Linked DNA regions of Homo sapiens: region 2 is linked to region 1. The links are chromatin loops, found by intact Hi-C in ENCODE. Cell type or tissue: endothelial cell of umbilical vein. All regions are shown on one strand. Each heading gives the region's core, and the rest is flanking DNA. Links, peaks and the distances in the headings are about the cores only.

The links. Peaks named below come from ENCODE experiments on the same cell type or tissue, not always from the same donor. Only the 100,000 strongest peaks of a DNase experiment are listed, where the experiment ranks them.
Region 2: a loop joins it to region 1, with 6 times the contacts of the local background. A loop is called at or near these places in 10 of 110 quality-filtered maps.

The regions. Positions count from the first base shown.
Region 1 is chr5:142,709,903-142,715,198 of GRCh38, reverse strand. No RefSeq gene overlaps it. Among named protein-coding and RNA genes, the nearest start is that of FGF1, 26 kb to the right of the region's middle. RefSeq lists a silencer at 1,798-1,997. In endothelial cell of umbilical vein, for the core only: CTCF peaks have their summits at 1,699 and 1,903 (motif pointing left); a DNase peak (open chromatin) is centred at 1,738; H3K4me3 peaks cover 559 bases; H3K27ac peaks cover 796 bases.
Region 2 is chr5:142,653,409-142,658,704 of GRCh38, reverse strand. The region is part of intron 1 of FGF1 (fibroblast growth factor 1); the gene reads left to right. Among named protein-coding and RNA genes, the nearest start is that of FGF1, 30 kb to the left of the region's middle. RefSeq lists a silencer at 2,749-2,798 and an enhancer at 2,667-2,961. In endothelial cell of umbilical vein, for the core only: a CTCF peak has its summit at 2,851 (motif pointing left); a DNase peak (open chromatin) is centred at 2,824.

The sequences.
Region 1 (5,296 bases), core at 914-3,413:
TATATGTATACACATATATGTATACATATATATGTGTGTGTGTGTATATATATACACATATATATACACATATATATATATATCTTCTGGTATTCTAGGAACTGTCTCTGAAGCAAGGTGCCAGGACTTCTCAGGATGCAGGGCTTTTGACTTGAACAGGGGGCTGACTTCCCATCAGAAGCTTGAACCAAGATGTCACATCAGAAACCCTCAGAATCCAGTGCCAGGAGAGCACCGGGTTCAAGAGTGAATGGGAGTGGGGATATGGAAGTGGCAAGTGAAAATGATTCCTTCAAGAAGACAGGCTACAGGCCACAGCAGGAGAGAGACAGGAAGGATGGGAACTGAAGGGAGGCAGGGCTTAAGGGAGGGTTGTGCTTTCTCTGTGTTAATTTGTTTTGTTAACTTCTTGAGCATATTGCAATGCTGATGGGGGAAAAACTAAGAGCTGAAGGCACAGGAAAGCATAGAGGGGCGGATAGAAGCTGAATCAGCAAGGACCCCCAAAGAATCCGCTCATGAAGATATTTGAAGCTCATGTCAGGAGAAATGTTCGCCGGGTCTGACACCAAAGCCTGCTCGTGTCTGCATCACTCTCTGGCTTCCCACTGTCACTGCCTAACAATCTACGGCTATCAAAGATTCCGAGAGCCAAGTGGCTTGGAAGTTGTTTGAGTCAGAAACATTTTCCCTCCACTGGGCACAACTTCTTATCCTTTTCAGTGAGGAAATACAAAATGCATGATATCAGAACATATATCCTAGGGCAGCCCCCTATGTAGGTGATATGGTTTGGTGCAAGGGACATTAAATCTGTTTCTTCCTAAAATAGTTCCCATCAGCTTTCTTCGGACCTTGAACTATTCCATTGGGATTACCTTCCTAAAGAGTCCTGTTAAAATACCAACAGGTCAAAACAATCTCGAAAAGGACACCCATGCTCATTGCAACATTATTCACAATGGCCAAAAAGGTGAAAGCAATCCTGGTGGCCATTGACAGATGAATGGACAAATAAAATGTGGTATATACATACAGTGGAATATTATTCACCCCTAAAAGGAAGGCAATTCTGACACACACTACAACATGGGTAAACCTTGAGGACACTATGCTAAGTGAACCAAGCCAGCCACAGAAGGACAAATACAATATGATCCCATTTATAAGAGGTACATAGAGTAGTCAAATTCAGAGGCAGAAAGCAGAATGGTGGCTTCCAGGTCTGGGGGAAGAGGAATGGGGAGTTTTTGTCTAATGAGTGTGGAGTTTAAGCCTGGGAGGATGAAAAGAGCCCCGGAAATGGATGGTGGGGATGGTTGCACAAGAATGTGAATGCACTTAACACCACTAAACTAACTGTACATTTAAAATGGAAAATTTTATGTTATGTGTATTTTTCTGCAATTAAACAAAACACCGGGTGATTTAAAGGGGCTGCCTGATCAATAGCCAAACTATTATTAGTTTGACTCAGCTTTGATTTCCTGTTAAGGCCACTTTGCCCAGAGCAGGACTTTAAGGAGCCAGAGCAGCGAGGAGCCGGAGATGGAGAGGTGACAGGCGTGAGGACAGTAATTCACTGGGCGCTGGAATGCGTTTTGACAAAGGCCAGGTGTCGGTTCCCGTCCTGACCTGCAGGGGGCACTCTGGTGGGTCCTGGGAAACAGGAGGAGAACGGGAAGCCTAGAAAGCCCTGGGAGCTCCTTGAGCGACAGGGAAGCCTCTGTCTACCACTTTTACTGAGGCCGCCGGCAGTCAGGATACTACACAGTGGTTATTCTTAGGCCCCTAGAGTCAGCAAAGCCTCTTGTTTGGAAAACCTCCTGGGTCTCCCCTCGCAGGCTGTGTAAGGGGCGCCCCGCTCGCCCCGCGTCTCCGTGTCCGGGGTGGGTGTGAGGACGGCAGGGCCGCGCCCCCTGCTGGCCGCTCGCTCAGCTGCGCTGTCGCCTCCTCTGCCATCAGCCCGTGGGAAAGAAAGCCATTTTGGTCACAGGAAGCAACGTTTTCAACTTCTCTCATTAATGAGAAAGACAGAATTGTGATACTCTAATGGGAATACTCGAGGAAGGAATAAATTAAATTTCCATGCAGCTCCGGCTCGAGTCCCAAGCTGAACAGATGCTGTTTTTATCAAATACTTTCTATTCTGTGACGTGCTCTGCCAACTTTCTATTATTAGACAAATCAGGAAAAGTCTGATTTCTCTCCCTTCTGGCTTCTCCTTCCCGCTTTTGTGGGAGGGTGGTGGTTTGGGTGGAGACTCTGTCCTGTCCATAGAAGGTAAATGACAAGGAAATGGCAGCCACCTGAAAACTTGCCTTGATGCCAGCATGTCCCAGAAATGTCCTTTAAAATGACATCTCATCCAGGCGTCACCCCATCCCAGATGGCATAGCTGATGGGACAGGAAAAAATACATATTTTAGAGTATTTACAGCATCATTTTCCCCTGCCCCCACTTCCTTCCTGTGAAGGAGGAATTAGTCTTCACTAGCCAAGTTCTGGAGTATTTCTTTTTCTTTTTTCTTTTTTTTTCTTTTAATTGAGATAGTGTCTTGTTGTGTTGCCTAGGCTGGAGTGCAGTGGCACCAACATCACTAACTACAGCCTTGAACTCTTGGGCTCAAGCGATCCTCCTGCCTCAGCCTTCCAAAGTTCTGGGATTACAGGCGTGAGCCATTGCACCTGGCCCTGGAGTATTTCTTGTGCATAATAAGGGAAAATTTGGGAAAGGATTCTGAATTGTGCAGTACCATGGGTAGGATGGGTTGATGGGTCTACCTAAGAGAAGGCAGGGAGTTACATACTAACGAAAGCAGAATGGATCAGAAGGCGAGAGAAAGAATAAGAGAAACAAGCCAGGGATGAGCTGGGTTTGGGAGAATTCAAGAGATAAATTAAGGAGGACTGAAGTAGCTGCTGGGCTGTTGATATGGTTTGGCTGTGTCCCCACCCAAATCTCATCTTGAATTGTAGTTCCTATAATCCCCACGTGTTGTGGGAGGGACCCAGTGGTAGGCAATTGAATCATGGGGGCGGTTACTCTTTTCTATGAGGGAGATGCACAAAGGGAAAAGAAAAGACACACATGCAATACCTTCAAGGGTAAACAACCTTTATCCCATGTAAATGGCAATGCAGATATAATAAGCAAATGATACAAGCAAATTGCAATGGGAAGGGGAAAAGGGAGAAGATATATATATATAGCCTGGACTACTGGGAGGCTAGAAGTTAATGGCAAGGGCATGCCAACTTTCACCCCACTTCTCCCATCAATATAGACTATATATATATACACACACACTCACCAGACGATGGAGGATTCATCACCAGACCAGAAGCAACAGCCTGGGCTCCAGAGTCGGCCACTACACTTACCAGACTATAGAGGATTCATCACCAGACAGGGAAGCAACAGCCTGGGCTCCAGAGTTGACCGCTCATCCATGCACAGATGAGGAGAGGTCTCATGAAGCTTTGGCGTGGTATGGGACCCTAGTTCTTTTTGTAACGACTTATTTGGCATGAGGCCCAGTCACGAGGGCCCTTCATGACTGGACTCAAGGAACACAAAAAGGTCAACTTGTTTTTATGATTGTTTGTTGTTTTTCAATAACTAACATACAGGAACAGATTTCTCCAAAACCGTCTGGATGAACGCCTCAAGGGGCTCATGCAACCTGTTCTGGGACTTGGTGACCATTGTTTGTGTCCACATTCAATTGAGTTCAAATTTAAGATTTAACTTTTCCTCCACATATCCCCATGCTCTTCTTGAGTTCTCATGAGACCTGATGGGTTTATGAAAGGCTTTTCCCCTTTGCTTGGCACTTCTCCTTCCTGCCGCTATGTGAAGAAGGATGTGGTTGCTTCCCCTTCCGCCTGAGGCCTTCCCACCCCTGTGGAACTGTGAGTCAATTAAAACCTCTTTCTTTTATAAATTACCCAGTCTCAGGCAGTCCTTCATAGCAGTGTGAGAACGGACTAACACAGATGTCATGAGGAGGACTTGAGAAAGAGACAAGAGAAGAGGATTCTTCAGAAATGTTGGTGTTATGAATGGAACCCAAACCCCACCCTTTGGCATCTTTAAGAGATTTCAGTAAAGACATAAATTGATTTAAAAACTGTGTTTTGGTCAAGCATAGCGGCTCACTTCTATAATCCTAGTACTTTCAGAGGCCAAGGTGGAAAGATTGCTTGAGGCCAGGAGTTTAAGACCAGCCTGGGCAACATAGCAAGACTCTGTCTCTCAAAAACAAATTAAAATTAGCCTTATGTGGTGGCATACACCTGTAGTCCCAGCTACTCAGGAGGCTGAGGTGAGAGGATCACTTGAGCACAGCAGTTCGTGGCCTCAGTGAACTATGATTGTGCCACTGCACTCCATCCTGAGTAATGCAGCAAGACACCCAACTCATAAATAAATAAATAAGATAAAAACTCTGTTTTGTATGATGGTCTGGTGTTTATTCAAGGCAGCCTGGACTACTGGGAGGCTAGAAGTTAATGGCAAGGGAATGCCAAGTTTCACCCCACTTCTCTCATCAATATAGACTATAGTCCAGATATTTTAAATTAGTATCCTATAGGGTAGCTGGGTGTGGACCCCAGATGCATTTTATTTGGCTAGTTGAGATTTAAGTTTTTTTTGAACCAACAATTGAAAATTGGGATTTCACATTTTAAAAGCCTGCATTTCCTTTCCTACTTCTTTTGAAAAAAATGGAAAAATTTGGCAATATGAGGCCCTTATTACCACAAGGCAAAAATAGGCTCATGCTTTCTAGTTAACCTCAGTGCCCACCCCTCACATAAGGCATATGTATGCATGTATACCTGGCCCACTGCCTGCATTTGCAGGTGGACCTTGGAGATATTGTGGGTTTGGTTCCAGACTGCCGCAGTAAGGCAAGTATTGCAACAAAGTGAATCATACAAATTTTTGGTTCCCAGTGCCTATAAAAGTTATGTTGACAGTATGCTGTAGTCTAGTAAGTGTGCAAGAGCATTATGTCTAAAAATGTACATACCTCAATTAAAAATACTTTGCTGCTAAAAAAATAGTAATGATCGTCTGAGCCTTCAGTGAGTTATAATCTTTTTCCTGGTGGAAGGTCTTGCCTCGATATTGATGGTTACTGACTGATCAGACTGGTGGTTGCTGAAGTTTGAGGTAGCTGTGGCAAGTTATTAAAATATGACAGTAATGAAGCTTGCCATGTCAATGGACTCTTCCTTTCACAAAATATTTCTCTGTACCATATTTGGTAGCATTTAATAACAGTAG
Region 2 (5,296 bases), core at 1,889-4,388, 57 kb after region 1:
TCAGTTCCTTGATACCGAAGGAAATATCCTCCAAAACACAACTGACAATTTTTCTTTCTTTGTCCTTTAACTCGTGAGTGTGTGCGTGTGTGTGTCTGCTGCCTGTGAAGCCCCACTACAATGTGGTCCCATAAGGGCATGAGCCACACTCTCTTATTCACAAAGGTATCTCCAAGGCATGACACATCCTGGGTGCTTAGTTTGTTGATTGAATGAAAAAAAGTTGCAACCAGATAGTCAAGAGCCTTGAATGCCATGCTAAGAAGTTTGGCCTTTGGCCTTTAGGCAGTGAGAAATAACAGGAAATGTGATCAGGGGCAAGGCATGAACAGATCTGTGAATGGGAAGCCAAGGATGGCCATGTTGTGAATGAGGTAAGGGGAATAAGCTACAGAGAGAAAAACTAGAAGCAATTGCCATGGATAAGGCTTGAGAATTTGCTGGCCTGACCTGAGACACTGATGGAAGGAATATTTAAGAAATATTTAGGTAGAATCATTTGGAGATGCCTGTGGGAGTGAGGGAAAGGGAATATGACTAGGGCATATTAAGTGGCTTGGGCTATTTTGTAACCACTGCACTGTCATTAATTAAGCAAAGGCAATGGAAGAAGGAGAATGCAAGACGTCCACCGTGGGCTGTTATCTGCAGAATGTCCTGGAAGATTTCTTGGAGGTGATGGGAGCTTTGAATGCAAAGACCAGGGTGGAGGCACAGGGCAGGATTTGGGAGTCCTGGGTAGAATGTGAGGCAGACCAGCACTCCCAGAGAGCATATATGCATTTAAGACAGAACCACCTAGGACAGGCCCCTGAGGACACCACACTCCAAAAGGTGGTGAAAGGCAGAGAAGCCAGGGCAAGATACTAAGCAAGAGAAGGAGAAAGAAGACCCAGACACCAGCGTTATTATTGAAACCAGAGGGGCAAGAATTGTCCAGAGTGGGTTGGAAAGTTCCGCTGCCCACTGGGCTGAGAGTCCAGCAGAGAATGTGGTAGAGACCCAGTCTTGGGCAGACACTCGGCCGCAGCCGCAGCCAGCAGCCAGCAGCATGGCGAGTGTGGTGGACCAGGTCTCCTGGGGGTTAAAGGGAACCCAGATAGCAGGAATCTCTGAATCAGTAAAAGTCAAGTCAAAAAAGAACAACATTCACAGCTGACCACACGGCCTCAGGCCACCGCAATCAGGTGTGGGAGGAGACCATGGACAAGCTTTTCCAAGGTTGTTTTGGTGGAGGGGTGGGCTAGATGGGGTACTGCAGAGGGCTGGGGATGCCTGAGAGGTGTTGGGGGGGTGCTGACATCCTTCAGAAAGCTGGGCTGTGCAGAGAAGCAGAGAACGGGGCGGGAGCAGGTGGATGGGCAAGATTCTCCAGGGAGAGAGAACTTAGCAAGTTTGGGGGCTGAAGGGAAAGATTCAGTGGACAGCATCCTTGCCCTCTTGAAAAGTTGTTGTTTTTTCCTTTACATTAGAAAATACCTGCAGTAGGCCTGGGTGCGGTGGCTCACACCTGTAATCCCAACACTTTGGGAGGCTGAGACAGGTGGATCACCTGAGGTCAGGAGTTCAAGACCAGCCTGGCCAATATGGTGAAACCCCATCTCTACTAAAAATACAAAATTAGCTGGGCGTGGTGGCACATGCCTATAATCCCAGCTACTCAGGAGGCTGAGGCAGGAGAATCGCTTGAACCTGGGAGGTGGAGGTTGCAGTGAGCCAAGATCTCGCCATTGCACTCCAGCCTGGGCAACAAAAGCGAAACTCTGTCCCAAAAAAGATAAAAATAAAAATAAAAAAAAATACCTGCAGTAACAAAATAAAATGTGAGTTCCTCCTCAGCCACCCCATCCCACTCCCCAGGGGTAATCATTTTTTCAGTTTTCTATCTATGTGTCTACACATAGATATATGATTTTTAAATTAAGCCATGGGATAATTCTGGATATATTGTCCTGAGGCTTCCTTTTCCCCACTCATATGTGTACATGTGTGTCTAGTGCTCTTTTTCTTATGGCTGCCTGCTATTTGCTTAGACCCATAACTTATTTTATCACTCCATTCTGAAGCAACATTGTTTCCAAATTTTCACTATTACAAACAGCACTGCAGTGAATTTCATGCATTGATGTTTGGGCACTTGTGTGAGTCCTTCTATAGGACAAATTCTTAATGCTGGAGTTGTCAGTCACGGGGTCTACACATAAGTATGCTGTTTTCCTTGAAGGGCTTCTTGGATTGGTCTGCTCTTCCCTTATGGACTGGGAATGAAAAATGTGGGGAAGAAGATAGATTTCCAAGGAGGCATGTAAATGGAAAACAAGGCTTTAAAGTATCCCAACTGAATAACAGCTTTTTTTTTAATCAAGATATTGTGGGTTACTATATTTATACATAGTAACACTTATTAACCTGATAAGATGGACCAGGTAGAAATAACTCTCAGAGAGGTAACAGTCTGCTCTTCTCGGTTTAACCATCCATTTTCTATGGCTAGAGTCAATATTGGAAGAAGATACTGGTTCCTGAGGGCACATTTAGATGTGTTAAAAGAGTTATGATGTGGGAAATTTGTTCACAGATTTCAGGGAGATCAAAGACTTAAGTCCATTAGAAATTTTAAAAACAATTATATTCCTAGGACTTGGTATTTAATATGTGAAGTCATCAGTTTAATTATATTTTCAGATCATTCTTTGGCACAGAGTGAGGAAAACCCTCCCTCACTCTTGCAGAGAACGCAAAAACACTCAGGAAAAACAAAGCTGAAGTGTAAACAGTCTCTTTGCAAGGGTCCTCTGATCTCACCAGCGCGGCCAGCACACTGAGCTCGGAGCGCCCTCTTCTGGCTGCGGGCTCCCCTGCACCAGCCTGGCTCCCGCCCACAGGATAAGTCGGGTTTTCAGTGTTTGGAAAGCTGCTCTGGCTCTCCCGTTCCAATATCAGCACATCCTTCAGCTTCTTCTGCTGTGGCCACTGAAACCCCAAGATGTTCTTTCTCAATATTTGTGCAATATTTTCAAGTTACTCTGGGCTCTGCCTCCTCTGTAAGAAGGATTTCTTGATGACTAGTTTTTAAAAACACCCTTCTTAGATCTGAGTTAAGCTATTGGGATTGCAGTTACGTTTGTTAACTGTCGGGAATTAGTAATTTTGGATAAGCAAGAACTAGATCTAGAAGCCAAAGGAGAACAGCAAGCAGGTCTATGTGTCATTACCCAATGCCTGTGAGCAAAGTATGGCTGAGATTGACGTTTTCTGTCCACTCTGGAAAGCTGTCAGAACCTTAGGTCAGCCTCATAGTTCTTGTATTCATTTAACAACTATTTGCTGAGTACCTATGGTGTGGTGGGGAGTGTGCTGGGAGCAGGTCTCAATGGTGGACGAGATGAGGGAAGGGCCGCTTCACTTATTATGTGTGATACCTAGGCAGTGTTAATATTGCAAAATGCTTGGAATTTTACAAGCGTCATAAAGGGTTACCGAAGCCTCCATCATGTTCTTTCAAATTCCCAGTTAATCTATCCTGTGCTGCTATTACCACGTTGAACCAAGTTAATCCTCTCAACTCAGCAATGGCTCCTTCCTAACTTCTTGAAAGGCACCATTCGGTCCTCCAGGGAACATGCTTGTAATCTGTTATGATAGGAAGGAGGAAGCAGCATAAACGAAAACAGTTTTTCCAAAGAACTGACTGTTTTCCTTGGAGCTGGGGTGGGCCAGAGCTGAGGCCCGGCCCTGTTTGGATGTGGGAGCCTGCGGTTACCTGGCTCTATCTTCATCAACCCTGCTGGGTGAGCCACAGGCCTGCAGCCCTCTGCTCTCCCCTGCCTGCTCCTCCTGCAGGTAGAAGAGAAGCCCCTTCTCCCTCTTTCTCTCTCTCAGTCCCGTGTGAATGCCTGGGGCCCACTCGCCAGGCAAAGGGAGATTGGCCCCTGGAAGGAGCCAACCCTAAAGAGGGAGTGTTTCCTTCCAACGAGGCCACAACATTCATGGAGTCGAAGACAGCAGATGGCAGCCCTGGTGGAAGAGCCAGGCAATGTCATCCAAGACAGATAAGGAAAGGACACAAGGCCAAGGGCTGGAAGGTATCAAATCGCAACACAATGTCCAAGATTCCACTAGTTATTTATGCCCCACTTTTGCTAAAACTTCAGATGAACCTCGAAGGGGCAGACATCCTTTCTTCCTCACTTATCTTGGCTTTATAACCACAGCTTGATATTTCTTTGGGAAAAGTAAGAATCTTTCTACTATCCAAAGTTCAATGAACTATCGAGCAGTTCATTATAAGTGAACTTGCCTTCTTAAAGCTAACGTTCTCTCTAAAATCATTGAGTTCCAAGAAGGTGGTACAAAAGGATTGTATTTTGTGAGCTTGCTGCATCAAAAGTCCCCAAATTTCATGTGCCCTTTCCCAAATTATGCTGTTCACTTAAATGCATTTTAACTCTCCAGATATTTATTGAGCTGAGCACTGTGTTAGAAAAAGACCTGGATGCTGCCCTCAGGAAATTCACAGACCAAAAGATGAGATAGATGAATAAACAGATCATGTCAGTCCAGCATGGTAAATGAGATGTTAGAATTACATACAAGGTGGAACTTTTCTTTTTTGAGACAGAGTCTCGCTCTGTTGCCAGGCTAGAGTGCAGTGGCATGATCTTGGCTCACTGCAACCTCTGCCTCCCAGGTTCAAGCAATTATCCAGCCTCAGCCTCCCGAGTAGCCGGGACTACAGGTGCACGCCACCACGCCCAGCTAATTTTTGTATTTTTAGTAGAGATGAGGTTTCACCATGTTGGCCAGGCTGGTCTTGATCTTTTGAACTTGTGATCCACCCACCTCAGCCTCCCAAAGTGCTGAGATTACAGGCGTGAGCCACGGCACCAGGCCCAAGGTGGAACTTTCAAGCCTCTGCCCTCATGGTCTGGAGGGAGAGCCTGACTTAATCAGAAAATACAAAAATAAAAGTAGAATTTAAGCCCCAACCGGTGTCGTAGAAGACAGGCAGGCAGCACAATGAGAGCTGAGGGGTAGAGGAGGACATCCCTGAAGAAGTCACAGCTGAGATCTGAAAGATGGGTCAGGGTTAATTCGCTGTAGGGGGCAGTGAACAGTGGTCCAGGCAGTGAGGAGAGTGTGTGCAAAGGAACTGTGGCAGGAAGGCACGTGACGTATCCCAGGGGCCAAATCAAGGCTGGTATGGCGAATGCACAAAGCTAGAAGGGGAGACTGGGAGGCCGGGCTGGAGAGGTCAGCAGGGCTGGACCCCATGTAGCATCTGGTGGACCACAGC